2 separate regions of the Homo sapiens genome follow, and region 2 is linked to region 1. A link is a contact called in ENCODE Hi-C or POLR2A ChIA-PET data. All regions are on one chromosome and are shown on one strand. Each heading gives the region's core, a stretch centred on a gene start or an enhancer-like site at or near the end of the contact. The rest is flanking DNA. Distances are from core to core; before and after follow the strand shown.

Region 1 (7,576 bases), core at 2,625-5,124:
AGGCAGAGGTTGCCATAAGCCGAGATCTTGCCACTGCACTCCAGCCTGTCCAGAGTGAGACTCTGTCTGGAAAAAAACAAAACAAACAACAACAACAAAACACACAAGAGGAGAATGGATAAAGTGGATTAAAAAGATCATAAATGTGCCATTACACAGTAGTGAAAACGAATAAATCACAACTTGTATAACATGGATGAATCACAGCTACTACTGAGTGACAAAAAAAAAAAAAAATCCCAGAATCTGTATATAACATAATAGCCTTTTTTTAGAAAAATGAAAATAAAAGCTCAGTATAAAAAATATTACTAAATATATGCTATGTGTAATACAACTATTATCAAAAAACAAGGTGTCGCTTGGACGGTGGCTCACACCTGTAATCCCAGCACTTTGGGAGGCTGAGGTGGACGGATCTTCTGAGGTGAGGAGTTCGAGACCAGTCTGGCAAACATGGTGAAACCCTGTCTCCATTAAAAATACAAAATTTAGCTGGGTGTGGTGGTGTGCACCTGTGGTCCCAGCTACTTGGGAGGCTGAGGCAGGAGAATTGCTTGAACCTAGGAGATGGAGGTTGCAGTGAGCCGAGATCGTGCCACTCCACTCCAGCTTGGGTGACAGAGCAGAGACTCTGTCTCAAAAAAAAAAAAAAAAAAAAAAAAAGCAAGGTGTCCTCATCAGCTTGTACTATTGTAACAAAAATACCATGGACCAAGTGGCTTACAAACAATAGACATTTATTTCTCACAGTTCTGGAGGCTGAAAGTCCAAGATCAGATTGCCAGCATGGTCCGGTTCTGGTGAAGGCCCTCTTCCAGATCACAGGCAGCCAACTTTGAATTGTATCCTTACACAGTGTAGAGCAGAGCGGGGAAGCAAGCTCTCTTGTGACTCTTAGAAGGGCACTAATCCCTTCTAAGAGGCTCCACCCTCATGACCTCATTTAATCCTAATTATTAGTACCTTCTAAAGGCTTCCCACTACATATCGTCACATCAGGGGATAGGGTTTCATCATATGAACCTTGGGGAGACACAAACATTCAGTCCATAACACACAAAAAATAAAAATACAAAAGGCAGAATGATGGATAGCTTGTATTGGAAACTTCCGCCCAAAAACAGGATGGGAAGGAACCCAGATACCTGCAACCAGTTGCCAGTATTCTAGCTCTTGGCCTGGGTATAGTGTTCACAGATGTTTATTATTTGTTGAAATAAATGAATGAATAACTAAATAAGAGAGCTGAAGGAATTAAAGGCACAATGAACCTGACTGTATATACTTGTGATACATAAAAATAAGACTTTGAATGGATGTCTGCGTTTGAAATATTTACAATCTGATTGATAAATACGCATAAACAATTACAGAATGTGTACCACAGAGCTAGGCACCCAACTCTTCAAAATCTAAATTTTATTAGGCTTTTGTTCTGGGTGAGAGGATGGGCAGAAATGTTTCCTCTGAAAAATGCCATTTCGGTAACATAATACGTGGGTCATTAGGTCAGGAGAGATTAATTCTGCCATGTGGTACTGTTAAGTCTATCTTTTAATGATAATTTTGTTGTTTTTAGCTTCTTGGCAGCTGCTCTACAATTCTTCCCCTATATGATTTTTTTTTTTCTTTTAGACTGTTAACAGAGTTACTGCATTTTGTGTGAAGGTGACATTATAATTACTACATATTAAACAAGCAGGATCCATAGGTATCTAGACTAAATGAAATGGAAAAACGGGTCTGTCATTTATTTTATGTAATTTATATGATCTTGATCTGGGCAATTTAAACTTCTAAACTCTAAGCTTAGAGTCATATTTCCATAAGCAATTGCGTCCTTTATGAATATAATTCAGGCCTTCTAGTCTTTCATGTTGACTGATGGGAAAGTGCAGAGCAATCAAAATTCATGGCTGGGACAGATCTGAATTGAGGCATCACAAGAATTAGGGTTTGGGGTGTGTGTGTGTGTGTGTGTGTGTGTGTGTGTGTGTGCCTAGATCATTGTTTTGGGGAGAGACTTTCTACAAATATAGGTCAGAATAGAAATATCCTTGCGTATTTTGCCCAAGTGGCTGAAAGAACAGCACGCCAGCACTCCCTTCACCCTTTTCAGGACCTTATTCCAAATTGCAGGGTTTAAAAAAAGTCTTTGTATTTGTTTTTTATTAGTCTCTTATATAAAAATATTAAAACTACAAGGCAGGGGTTATTGCTTACCAATGCACTGCAGTGCCAGCTCCAGGGCCAGGCAGTAAATATTTGTTGAATGAAAGACTAGGCCCCCATTAGGCAATGAGGCTGCTTTGGCAATCAGTCTCCTTAAATGACATTATTTACTGCTGAAAATGTGTTTTCCACATTGGCTTAGATCTTTAATTTACACAGGCCCATTGCCACACTTCAGTGACACAGATCACTTTCTGAACACTCCCATAGCTTTTCTGACCTCCTTCTCACATTGAGACATGTTGAAAAAACAAAACACATTGCATTCATTTTTATTCAACAGCACAGGCTTGCCCTACCCCTACCTCTAAATTGCAATTCTTTGATTTTTCACTATAGAGCTAACATGCCCCAGCCTGTTGATTCCATAAACTTTCCTTAGCTTTAGGTTATACACAGGGTTACATCTCAAGTGGAGTCTTGTCTGCCTGTTTACTAGACCACTTTAGAGATTGTTCAAACCCAAATAGCCAGGAGAGAGATGGGAACTTAATTTGTTTCAAGCTTCAATGGCTGGAGGCTAGACAGACTCTCAGTTTCCCATGGGTGGACTACTAAATGTTTTCAACCTTGGTGAGCAGCAAAGACGTTGTACATACACCATACAGCAATTTCCCAACAAGTACAGATCACACTGAAATGACAGGGTTGCCTGTTCAATACTGACTGAGACCCACCTACCTAGGGAGTTGAGCAATTCTTTGCTTGTTCAGTACTTCAGTCCTCAAGTCAGTTAAACAGAGCTCCTCACACACACGACAGAAAGTACAGCAAACATGCCATGTACCAAACATGATTGGGCTATTGCCTGTTCTCCTCTCCCTTCACCTTCACCAATCCTTACTGGAATAGCTTTTAAAGTCCTTTCTGTTGACCTGGAAGCCATTATTGTAACAAGAGGTTAAAATCAGGGTAAATTGAATTGCTATGCATGACTGAACCCAGTCATCTGGAAGAATGACTCAGGCAAGAATTAAGTTTGAAATTTGAATGTGTTAAGTGGCATAATATGGAAAAATTACTGTTTTGTTAACTATGTCTAAGAAAAGATGGTAAACTGAGTATATCTCAAACAATTTGATTTAATTTAGTTCAGTGTTTATGAACACTAATTATATGGCCTTGAATTGGGCTACAATGAAGGAAAGACATTGAAGGAAAAGAGAATAGATTTCCCCCCTTAAGAAGTCCAGAGTTTGGGAGCTGACTGATTCACATATGCCAGTGAAATACCTGTGATTAACACAGACCAGCATGTAATAAACATTTACAAATCTTATTAGGTGGTGCAAAAGTAATTGCAGTTTTGCCATTGAGAGTAATGGTACTATGACTGCTATGTGTCAAGTATTATAAGAATGCATGAATACTTTTATTGTGCCTAGGGGAGATGTATTAGAGAAGGCAATACATTAGCAGATTCTTGAATGGTAATCCTGCCAGTAGGGAGCAAGGGAGGACATTTAGACAGAGACTGCATATATAAAGCATCCATGGCATAACAAACAGCCATTTCAGTGGTGAAAAGTCCAAGTCTTTCTTGGCAGGCCAGGGCATATTTGGCAAGAGAACTGTCCACAGTAGTCCAGTCCAGACCTCATTGTCCTAGTCCTGGTGTAGACTGGACCAAGATAGCTTAAGGCAGTGTTGCCAGAGGGAGGATTTAAAATACAGTTCGAAAAATGCAGCCAAAGTAAGCAAAAGGTGGTGCCAGTGGTCAAGTTCGAAGAGTCAGCTGAAGCTGTAGGTGGAGTAATGAGTAATACAGTAAAAAGTAAATAGGGATAGGAAGCAGTTCCAAATGCAGGTTTAGAAATAGGGCAGGAGGTCCATTTCATTTGGATCATGCTTACTGACACCACTGAAAATGGATGAAAGAGAAAAAGCAAAAGGATCAGTTAGAAAACAATTGCAAAAGTCAAGCAGGAGATGAAAAGGACTTGAAACAAAGCAGTATTAGTGGAGTCAAGTGTGAGAAAAGTTTTGGAGACAGCATGCATCACACTTGATAAATAATGAATATGAGGTTGAAGAGACAGACCTAGAAAATGCTCCAATCGTGCTCAGGGACAATGTCTTGCAGAATGTGAAGTGCACATTGAACCTGTGGCTAATAAGTATTTACTCAAGGGCTAGAACACATGAGTTTTGGAACCAATGAATGAAAATTATCATTAGCCTCTCAGTATAATTCTTACTGACCAACCCACTTGTAGATTTACATTTTCCATTACCTTGAACTTAGGTTCTGCCAAAGTACAGGTCTTAATTCTCAATGGGGGAATGTTTTCATCAGTGGACAGTTATAGTTTTGATAAACTTGGAGCTATGACTTACTACCATATTACTTTGCAGTCCTATGCTAATGGCCCTAAAGGCAAAGATTTAGGGTAAAATGACCCTGATAATAAATAAAGATGGAATGTAATTAGTTCCAAAAGAGAACAATGAAAAAGAATACCATGAAAATCCAGAGGATAGAGAAATTTGGTAACATTCAGAAATGCAAAAATGGAAAGCCAAAAGATGGGCTTTCATTCACAAGCAATCATAAAAATTAATAAGGACAGGCCTGGTGTGGTGGCTCACACCTGTAATCCCAGCACTTTGGGAGGCTGAGGCAGGCAGATCACAAGGTCAGGAGATCAAGACAATCCTGGCTAACAGGGTGAAACCCCGTCTCTACTAAAAATACAAAAAATTAGCCATGTGTGGTGGTGGGCACCTGTAATCCCAGTTACTCAGGAGGCTGAGGCAGGAGAATGGCATGAACCTGGGAGGCGGAGCTTGCAGTGAGCAGAGATCGCGCCACTGCACTCCAGCCTGGGTGACAGAGTGAGACTCTGTATCAAAATAATAATAATAATAATAATAATAAGGACAAATAAATAATAATGTCAGAAATTTACATCTCTTTTTTTGTATGAAAATGTTTACAAATAACGTTTTGAAAGTGTCTGTTGGATAAATAAAGATGTGATCTGTGTACAATTTGGTTATATTTTATTGAACTTGGTGATATGGTTCAACTATGTTTTTTAAGAATAATGAAGGAAATTAGGAAATAACCCTTGATAGCAAACATTTTAACACATTTTTCTATTGACATTAAGATAATATTTTTTCTTGTATTATTGCACCATATTATTTAGGTTGTAATAGTATAAGAATTTAAAATATCTTTAATATCATAATTGAAACATAATAAACTCAGGGAGAGCTAAATAGATTCAACTTCATTCTCTTGGCCTTGTGATGATCCCTCCTTCCTGTCCAGATTCAGATTCATATTTCAGAATAGGTATGAATGCAGTCATATAATAAATGTTTCCAAATATCAGTTTTACTTGAGTGGTCTTTTTTCTAAATAGTACTTCTGCTCCTATTCTCCAGCAGACAGAATAACTTGGTTTAAAATGGTGTTGTGTTGACAGTCAATACAGTGTTATGAGTAACAGCGTGAGTTCTGGAGTCAGATGAAACTGGGCATCAAGGTCTAGGTCTGACAACAGTTGTGTTACCATGTGCAATTTTGTTAACCTCCCTGGGCCTCAGACACCTTATTTGTGAAAGGGAAATCATAATAGGATTTACCTACCTCATAGGATTTTTGTGGAAGTCAGATGAGCTAGTACAAGTAAATAGGAGTAGTAGTTGCTGGTTGTTTTTCTTAGTTTAACAATGTGGTTTCAAGAAGTAGTAGTTGTCGTTAAAAGATAATTTCAATAAACAGGGAAACCATGACATTCATACAGCTGAAAATGAACACGTTAAAAACTTTATTTAACATATTAATCAGTAAAATAACCAAACAGATATTATAACCTGTTCGAAAGAGAATCCTAAGAATAGACACATTTATAGATTTGGAATATTAACATGGATGTAAAAATGGAGGCAAAACTGATTTCTTCCATAGTGGAGATGGGGAAACAATTGAACGGCCACTGTAGAGAACTTAAATGTCTAGAGACAAGACTTATTTTTGCACTGCTATCAGTTATCTACAACTTATAGAATTGCAAAATAAATTCCATAGAATCAAAGCTTTAAAATGGGAGAGAGCTGTGCTAGAGACTGTGTATTTTTACACTGAAGCACAAACACAAGGTTTCTCTACATAGTAGTGGTGGTGGTAGTTATTTCTGGATCACAAGTAACACGTGTGGTAAACTTCCTAGAAACAGGTTAAATTCTATAAGACTTGAAAAATAATAAAGTATATATATTATTCAAATGATCAAATGGTGCTGATGGAAAAAATGCTGTCCTGGCATTAAACAAACCTGGGTTCTAGTTCCATCATTTTACCATTTATCAGGTGATTGACGTTGGGCAAGTCATTTAACCTCTCCAAGTTTTGCTGTCCTCATCTGTGAAATTAGGCACCGGAACAAATGTTTTCTAAAGTGTCCTTCTGGACTCACATCTGTAGACCAAAAGGATGACTGTTAATGTGAATTTTGATGTAATGTCTCCTATGGATAATCTACCCATGGATAGTCGAGACTGGGCTACAAATGAGCAAAGCGATCAGGGTTGCTGGCTTCAACAATTTCAGCAAACGACAAGTCATTAGGGCTTTTGAAATGTCACCCATTTTACTCTGTATATTTAATGAAATGCTAATGTAATTTTGCTAAACATGCGTACTTATCATTATACATGATGGATTAGAGATATGAGTTTTCAATAGTAGTAAACTGTTGTAGAAATAGTAATTAAGCACTACAATTATGGGAACACCTACTACCTTTTATATTAGAAAGTCATTTTTTTTCCCAGCTGGTGTCAGTTAAAGTACTAAGAGACTGCAAATATGAGGAAAAAGTTTGTGTTAAAAGTATGGTTTAAGAACATTTAACTCAAACTCTGCTTATATCATGCCAATATTGGTGGGCAATGCCCACTCTGTGGCACTGCGGGCACTGTGTAGAACTTTTGTATGTGATTCCCTCAAGTCTGTGAGATCACCTGGGATATGTGAGTAAATGTTAGACCAGAAGTCATTTGCTTTTGTAAAACAGTTATTTATAATAAAATATAATTTTAATAAAATATTTATTGTAAAATTTAGAGTATCATTTATTATAAAATATACAGGAAACTGCAAAAAAAGTGTGAGCTTAGTGAATTATTAAACATCTATATCTCTCTGATGAAGAGAGAGACTTTTGATTGTGAACCAAGCGATCCTTCAGGTATCCTATCTCAATCAAGGCACTCTTTTTCCTTCATAAAAGACATTATTATTTTGTACTTTAATCATTTTCTTTCATTTCTTTACAGTTTTATCACCCAAATGTGCACCTTTAAACATTAAAGATTAGTTTTGCCTGCT
Region 2 (7,576 bases), core at 2,307-4,806, 310 kb before region 1:
ACTATTCCTCTGCTCCTCTCCTTCCATCCTCCCTCCTCTTCTCCCCAGCGCTCTCTGTACCGTGTGTGTGTGTGTGTGTGTGTGTGTGTGTGTGTGTGTGTGTGTCTCAAAAGCCCTTTCCAAGCCGGGCGTGGTGGCTCACGCCTGTAATCCCAGCACTTTGGGAGGCCGAGGCGGGCGGATCACGAGGTCAGGAGATCGAGACCCTCCTAACATGGTGAAACCCCATCTCTACTAAAAATACAAAAAAAAAAAAAAATTAGTTGGGTGCTGTGGCAGATGTCTGTAGTCCCAGCTACTCGGGAGGCTGAGGCAGGAGAATGGTGTGAACCCGGGAGATGGAGTTTGCAGTGAGCTGAGATCGCACCATTGCACTCCAGCCTGGGTGACAGAGCGAGACCCCCTCTCCAAAAAAAAAAAAAAAAAAAGCCCTTTTCCTCTGATCTCAGGGAACTAGAGAGCTGGTTACTTTGGAGGCTGCAGGGCTTTTCTCTGAGAGTAGTGATTACTAGTTAAAAGATGCTAAATGTGAAACAGTTATTTCTTAGGGGCCAGGTGCTAAGAACTTCTCAACAGGGACAACTTAGTGAGGGAAATGGAAAATGAATACACACGATATAAAACTTTGGCTATAAATACAAGATGATTTGGGGGGTGGGAGCGAATGGCATTTTGTTTGGTGTTTTCTCCATTGTAAGTCCTGTTGCCTGAGGTAAGGTAAAATTCTTTTTCCTAACATAAATTTAGGAAGTTGAGTATGAAGAAGAATAAATGGGTCTAGGCTGGAAGAACTTGATTGATTGAAATAAAAAAATTAAAGGCTTTTTGTCCCACAGTGATAATCAAAACATCCTTCTATTATTTAAAAAACAAATCTTGATGTCTAGTATAAAAAAAAAAAAAGAACAAACTGGCTGCAAGTTGTGAATTCATTTTGCCTGTCTGTGCCAGTTTTCCAAACTGGCAGAAGGGAGACTTTATTTCTGAGTATGTACTCCATTAAATATTTCAAGTTGTTAGAAGTATTCTTGGTTTTTGTTGTGTTTTATTTTGATGTTAAGATGGGTTCTCAGACCCTAGCCTAAGATCTGGATTTCTGTGTTGTCTTCATGACAAAAAAAAAAAAACAAAAAAAAACCAAAGACAACAAATGGAATAAACCATTGTAAGTAAAAAGGAGATGTAAACAGAGCACTGAGAACCTTACTTTTTTTTTTTTTTTGAGACAGAGTCTCGCTCTGTCGCCCAGGCTGGAGTGCAGTGGGGCAATCTTGGCTCACTGCAAGCTCTGCCTCCCGGGTTCATGCCATTCTCCTGCCTCAGCCTCCCGAGTAGCTGAGACTACAGGTGCCCACCACCACGCCTAGCTAATTTTTTTGTATTTTTAGTAGAGACGGGGTTTCACTGTGTTAGCCAGGATGGTCTCGATCCCCTGACCTTGTGATCCGCCCGCCTCAGTCTCCCAAAGTGCTGGGATTACAGGCATGACGCACCGCACCCGGCCGAGAACCTTACTTTTAATACAATTTTATGTTTACTTTGTCTACTCAGCCACTAGTCGGTTCTTGCTGACGTTATTTCAAAGGCTGAAGAAATAAATTTGTCTTGCCCACAATTACTATGATTCTTTGTTTTTGTTTTTTTAATAGAATCCACACTTTCCTCTTTATTTGTAATGGGTTTCTTGGTTCTACATGACACACAGCACCCCTTCCCAATCATGTTGCCTCAAGAAAGAAATAGAGAATATGTAGAAAATTAAAGCACTTACATTTGGAGTTGAAAGAAAAGAAGGCAATTGCAAAAGATCTCTCCTTATTCTGTAATGGAAGAGTGCAAATAAGCACATTTTTCCTGTCCTTCTCTAAGATGCTCCTGGCCCACACAATGCGCTTGAGAATAAATCAGTAATTCTCTATCATCAGCACTGCATTTACTCAGTCTCTAGGTATGGCACCTCAACAATGAGCAAAGTCTGAGCTTCCTCTCAAACAAAATTGAATTTAATACGTTTTTGTCTCTAAGATTCCTTTCTGAATTTTGAATTTCTTCTTTTTTTCAATCTGGTTGTTTTAATTTTGATTTTAGTTTGAAGGTAAATGTGGCTCCTGTGTCTTCTCTCTTATACCCAAAACATGTACATGGTAACTTTCTGAAGAACATGGGAAAAAATGGCTCCTTGTTGAGGGATGTGTTCAATAGAAAAAGAAGCCTGGACATGGAAAGATTCTATAAATGAAAGGATCTGGAGGATCTCTTTAAAGGAGCCTGTGAGGTTTTTAAACTTTATTTTAAGCTATTGTGAGCCTATGTTAGCCAGTCCAGGAACATTCATTGTAACTAAACCTCTTTTCCTTTTTTTTTTAAATTTGTTTTAATTCCCTTTTTATTTCTTCCTTCTTTTTCTTTTGGAGATGGAGTCTCACTCTGTCTCCCAGGCTGGAGTGCGGTGGCACGATTTTCACTCACTGCAATCTCTGCCTCCCAGGCTCAAGCATTCCTCCAGCCTCAGCCTCTTGAATAGCTGGGACTACAGGTGTCACCACCATGCCCCAGCTAATTTTATGTATTTTTGGTAGAGACAGTTGCCCAGGCTGTCCTTGAACTCCTGAACTCAAGCAATCCTCCTGCCATGGCTTCCCAAATTGCTGAGATTATAGGTGTGAACCACCACGCCTGACCCCTTTCCTTTCTTTTTAAATAGGCAATCAATATCTGATTTTATGAATGTCTGCCATTGTGCATGATTCAGCTAAGTAAGCCCTAATGAGAATTCAAAGGTTATGACGACTTAGTCATAGGAGTCTATAATCTAATGCAGAAAAGAGATTTACAAAGCATAACAAGGCAGTGTTTTATGTTATGATATAGGTACGGTGAAATGAGTTTAGGGAAGGAAGCCGGGGAAGGCTTCGTAGTAAAAGTGGCATTTAGTAGAACTCATGACGAGCTGAGGGATGCCAATAGTGAAAAGGCAATGATGTCAAGACTGTAAAGCTAAGGCTGTTTAGTGAATAGAGTATTCCAGTTTACCTAGAGTACAAGTTATGTGTGTAAGTAAGGCCTTGTCCTAAAAAAAAAAAAAAAAAATCAGTCTAGTGAGGAAAAAATGTAAATAAACAAATGAATGAGTACATTTTGCATTCTGAGTTATGCAGAAAGTGCTTTGCAACATAGAGGAAAAAGCCCTAACTGTTGTGGTGGTTGAGAGTTGATTGGAAAGCCTCATGGCAGGCTGAGTCTTGATAGAGCAGTACTTTGCCCAGTGGAAATAAGAAGAAAGCATATAGAAGTTCTCCTTATCCTTTGGACTTGCAATACACACAAAACTTTCTGGGGCTTTCTAAGGAAATTTTATTTCAAGATTCTGCTAGGCAATAACTCTCCTTCCTTAAATTGAAGGGTAAGGACTCTAAGTTCTGCTTTTTCTTTTCTCACTGAATTTGCTTAGGTTTTTTTTTCGTTTTTGTTTGTTTTTTTTTTTTTCACCTTTCTCACTGGTATTGATCACTTTCTCTTCCTTAGTAAAGCTCCATTTGCTTCTCTCCTAACCTGGACATTATAGGAAGCACTGATGCTGTATTAAAATTTAGAGAAAGCTCCCAGTCTGTCTTTCCCAACATCCCTTCAGTTTCAATAAGCAAAAAAAAAAAAAAAAATAGTTGTTATACAAGCATGGCAGCTGCCCTGCTGCTTTCTGTATGGTAGAGCAATATGTCCTCATGTTTGCATCAGGAAATGATGTTTCAAGTTGAGGTTCTGAAGTTTGATTGCTCAATTCTGTCACTTGCTAAATGTTTAATCTCAGGTTACCCAATCTCCCTGTGCCTCAATTTCTTCCTCTATAAAATGAAAATACAGTCATGTGCTGCATAATGATGTTTTGGCCAACAATGAACTGTGTATACAACGGTTGTCCAAGAAGATTATAATACTGTATTTTACTATACCTTTTCTATATTTCTATATGTTCAGATGCACATGCTTACCATTGTGTGACAATCGCCTACAGTATTCAATACAGTAAGCTGCTGTACAGGTGTGTAGTCTTGCAACACTAGGCTATACCATGTAGCCTAGGTGTGTAGTGTAGTAGGCTATACCATCTAGGTTTGTGTAAGCACACTCTATGATGTTCACATAACAAGAAATCTCCTACTGATAAATTTCTCAGAATGTATTCCTGTCATTAAGTGATGCATGACTGTAATGTACCTTACAGGACCATTGTGAGAATTAAATGAGATAATCCACAGAGAGCACTTAGTGCTGTGGCTGGGATGTAGTCAACATTTTAATAAATATTAGCTATTAATTATTTTTAATTTTTTGCCCAGGCTATTCAGCCCTTTCATCCTTTGGATGCTGCATGAAGATAACCTATAGTAGTTAATTTTGTCAACCTGAACTGGGCCATGGGATGCCCAGATATTTAGTTAAACATTATTTCTGGGTGTGTCTGTGAGGCTGTTTCTGCAAGAGATTAACATTTGAATTGGTGGACTGAGTAAAGCAGATGGCCCTCCTCAGTGTGGGGAGACCTCACGTTGTTCTTCCGGCCCTCATCCAATCTGTTGAGGCCTGAATAGAACAAAAAGGCAGAGGAAAGTTGAATTCTAGATCTGCCTGACTGAGCTGGGACCCATCTTCTCCTGTCCTTGGTGCTCCTGTTTCTCATGCTTTTACACTCGGACTGGAATCTACACCATTGCCTCTCCACCTTTCAGGCCTTCAAACTGTACCCCCAGCTTTTCTGGGTCTCTAGCTTGTGGACTGGATCATGGGACTTCTCTCAGCCTCCATCATTAGGTGATCTAATTCTTTATAACAATTCTCTTTATACATATATGGGCTGGGTGCAGTGGCTCACACACTTTGGGAGGCCAAGGCAGGAGAGGCCAGAAGTTTGCAACCAGCCTGGGCAACATAGTGAAATATAATCCCCACTCTACTAAAAAAAACGAACAAACAAACAAAAACAACAACAACAACAACAAAAAATCTCTCTCTCTGTCTCTATATATAGTGAGAGAGATTGTGTGTACATTATATCTATATGTAATCTCTCTCTCTCTCTCTCTCTCTCTCTCTCTCTCTCTCTATATATATATATATATATATATATATATATTCTATTGGTTCTGTTTTTCTGGAGAGCCCTGACTAATGTGTGGTTTGCAGCCAGTAGCATTGGCATAATCTGGGAGCTTATTAGGAATGCATACTCTCAGGCCCTGCCCCTGTAATTTAAACAAGATCTCTAAATGAATCATATACATATTAGAACACACAATTCCCCTACTGTCTATGAAAATTCCATGTTTATAGTGATGCTTCATCAACTAGGGAACAGCCACAGTCTCATACTACATATTAAGAGGAACATCTGTCAGTTAAACAATGATCATTTCAGCAAAGACAGAGAGTTCACATAGATCTAGCCTCGTTTCAAATGATGAAGTTACTAGGAAATAAATTATAGTATTTTAAGGCCTATTCAAGAACTCTCAGAGACATTAGACTGGAGGGCCATATCTTTACTCTGAGTACACTTGCATACCCAAAAGTAAGGGAGGTGCAGGGGAAGAGAGACCTAATCAGGCACATTTTTATTTGCCTTGCTCTCAAAAAGAGAGCAGCCTACAAGGAAACTGGGTTGGGAGAGGGGTAGGGCTAGGAGTACCTAGGAGTCAAATATCTCCTGAGAAAAGCTGACCAAACAGAGATAAGTAAGAACTCTAATAACTACTAACAAAAGGTCTTTGAGCCAAGAGCCCTCACACTGCCCTGGCTTTCTATAGAGTTAACTTGTCACCTTGAGGAGGAGAAAGACTACAATTTCCTCATGGAATTGGCAGGAGTGAGAATCCATAAATTAATTGGGAAAGTGCCTGTAGGTAACATAACCATACCTGAACTTTAGCTACTCACCACCTATCTCTACCTTCTCTTCTGTCCTTAGTTACCCGAATTACTGAAAAAAATATTGCAACCACTAAGTGTCCAGCTTTCCAGCGTAAGTTGTAAGGAACAGTAATTTAAGGGGATCAGGTAAACATTGAACAGATATGATGGTAATCCACCAATGCTGTTGGGCAAATATCAGCACCAGATGAAACTGTGTCTAATAAAAGATGAATAAGAAGTAGGAAAAATGGGACTTCCCTGAAATTCATAAAGAAAAATATAATGAAAAAAATGATGTGTAAAAGAAAGACAAATAATACATATTCAGAAGAGAATTACTTAAGGAAATAAAAATAATAGACTAAATTTCCTTTGTCCTCTCAAAGGAATTAAAGCCATGGTGAATGGAAAGGAGAGCTGGCATGCTTAAGAAATGGAAGGGGAAAATATAAACAGTTTTGAACTGCTTTAGAAGGACCAGAATCAACACTGAAAACAAATCAGAGGTAAAGAGGGTAGGCATGAGAAGAAACCACAGAGAAGGCAGTGGAAAAATACAAGGCAATGGAAGAAATTAACTAGGAACTCAGATGTGGAGAGACAAGTTGGGAATGATTTGTGTACTGGGAGATGAAAAACTAAAATGAGCTGGAGCTAAATAATGCATCAATATTTTATAAATATACTGTTATCCAAAACAAAACAAAACAAATAGCAGAAGAAGGAATGCAAGTTTTTATCCTTTATGTAAAGTTTGAAAACATTTAAACATTTATATGTGTATAACATGAGACTATAAAGCAATGGTTGAGAATAATAAACTCCAAATTCAGGAAAGTGGCTATTTCAGGAGGTTGGAGAATGGAATCTAAAATGTGTACACAGTGAACTTCAACTTCATTGGTTATGTTTTATTATTTTAAGGTAAGGTAGTGGGAACATGGATGTTCATGGTATTATTATTTATGTCTCTTTGTTTTGTGCTGGTGAGGATGTGGGAGAGCAGGATTTCTCATACTTTGCAAATGACATTGTGAGCTCTACTAAATTATTCCTGGGGCTTAGTGGGCATTTTCAAAATTTATATTCAGGACTTCCTTTATTCAGAAAAATTTTCTTCTATTATATCTTAAATTTTTATATTATAACATATTTAATTTTTATGACAATGTTTAACAAAAAGCTTTTGAAATTCTAATTGTAGTTGTATTAACTTATGTTATTACTTGGTAGGATTAACATTTTAATAATACCAAGTCATTTCATTTAGGAAAACTGTATAGGTTTACATTCATTCATATCTTAATTACATAAAACATATTTTTTGTAGGTTTTTCTTGTTAAATATATTCTAGATACTTTTTACAGTATATCCCTATCGTAAATAAGATAATTGCATATGTCTTTTTCTAAATCTATAATATTAATATAAAGAAAGTGATTAGTTTGTCTATATTTTTCTCACATATCGATACTTTGCCAGGTTTTCCTATTAGTCTTAATAGTTTTGTAGTTGCATCTCCTGGGTTTTCTAAGCACACAGTCTAAAACCTACAAATAAACATAATTTATCTTTTTATGTAAAAATGTTTATTTAGTTTTCTTACCGTATTGCATTATTCATATCCTCCAAAATAATTTTGAAAAAAAAATTGTGGTAAGAAGAATT

What was found. A loop is a pair of places that touch in the nucleus more often than their neighbours do. ChIA-PET counts read pairs that join two places held with the same protein, here RNA polymerase II (POLR2A). Pooled maps may share reads with other maps.
Region 2: POLR2A ChIA-PET joins it to region 1 with 10 read pairs in MCF 10A. The contact joins two enhancer-like sites. A Hi-C loop is called at or near these places in 17 of 168 maps with a recorded cell type or tissue (CD4-positive, alpha-beta T cell, GM11168, GM12878 and 13 more), 12 of 37 single-sample maps with no recorded cell type and 8 of 50 pooled maps. POLR2A ChIA-PET finds 5 or more read pairs at or near these places in 16 of 52 experiments (BJ, CD4-positive, alpha-beta T cell, CD4-positive, alpha-beta memory T cell and 10 more).

The regions. Positions count from the first base shown.
Region 1 is chr12:91,814,014-91,821,589 of GRCh38, reverse strand. No RefSeq gene overlaps it. Among named protein-coding and RNA genes, the nearest start is that of LINC02404, 58 kb to the left of the region's middle. Within about 2 kb of position 3,874, at least 3 of the 41 ENCODE cell types and tissues checked have a DNase peak (open chromatin) inside an H3K27ac peak, as active enhancers do.
Region 2 is chr12:92,120,116-92,127,691 of GRCh38, reverse strand. The region is part of intron 1 of LINC01619 (long intergenic non-protein coding RNA 1619); the gene reads left to right. Among named protein-coding and RNA genes, the nearest start is that of LINC01619, 19 kb to the left of the region's middle. Within about 2 kb of position 3,556, at least 2 of the 41 ENCODE cell types and tissues checked have a DNase peak (open chromatin) inside an H3K27ac peak, as active enhancers do.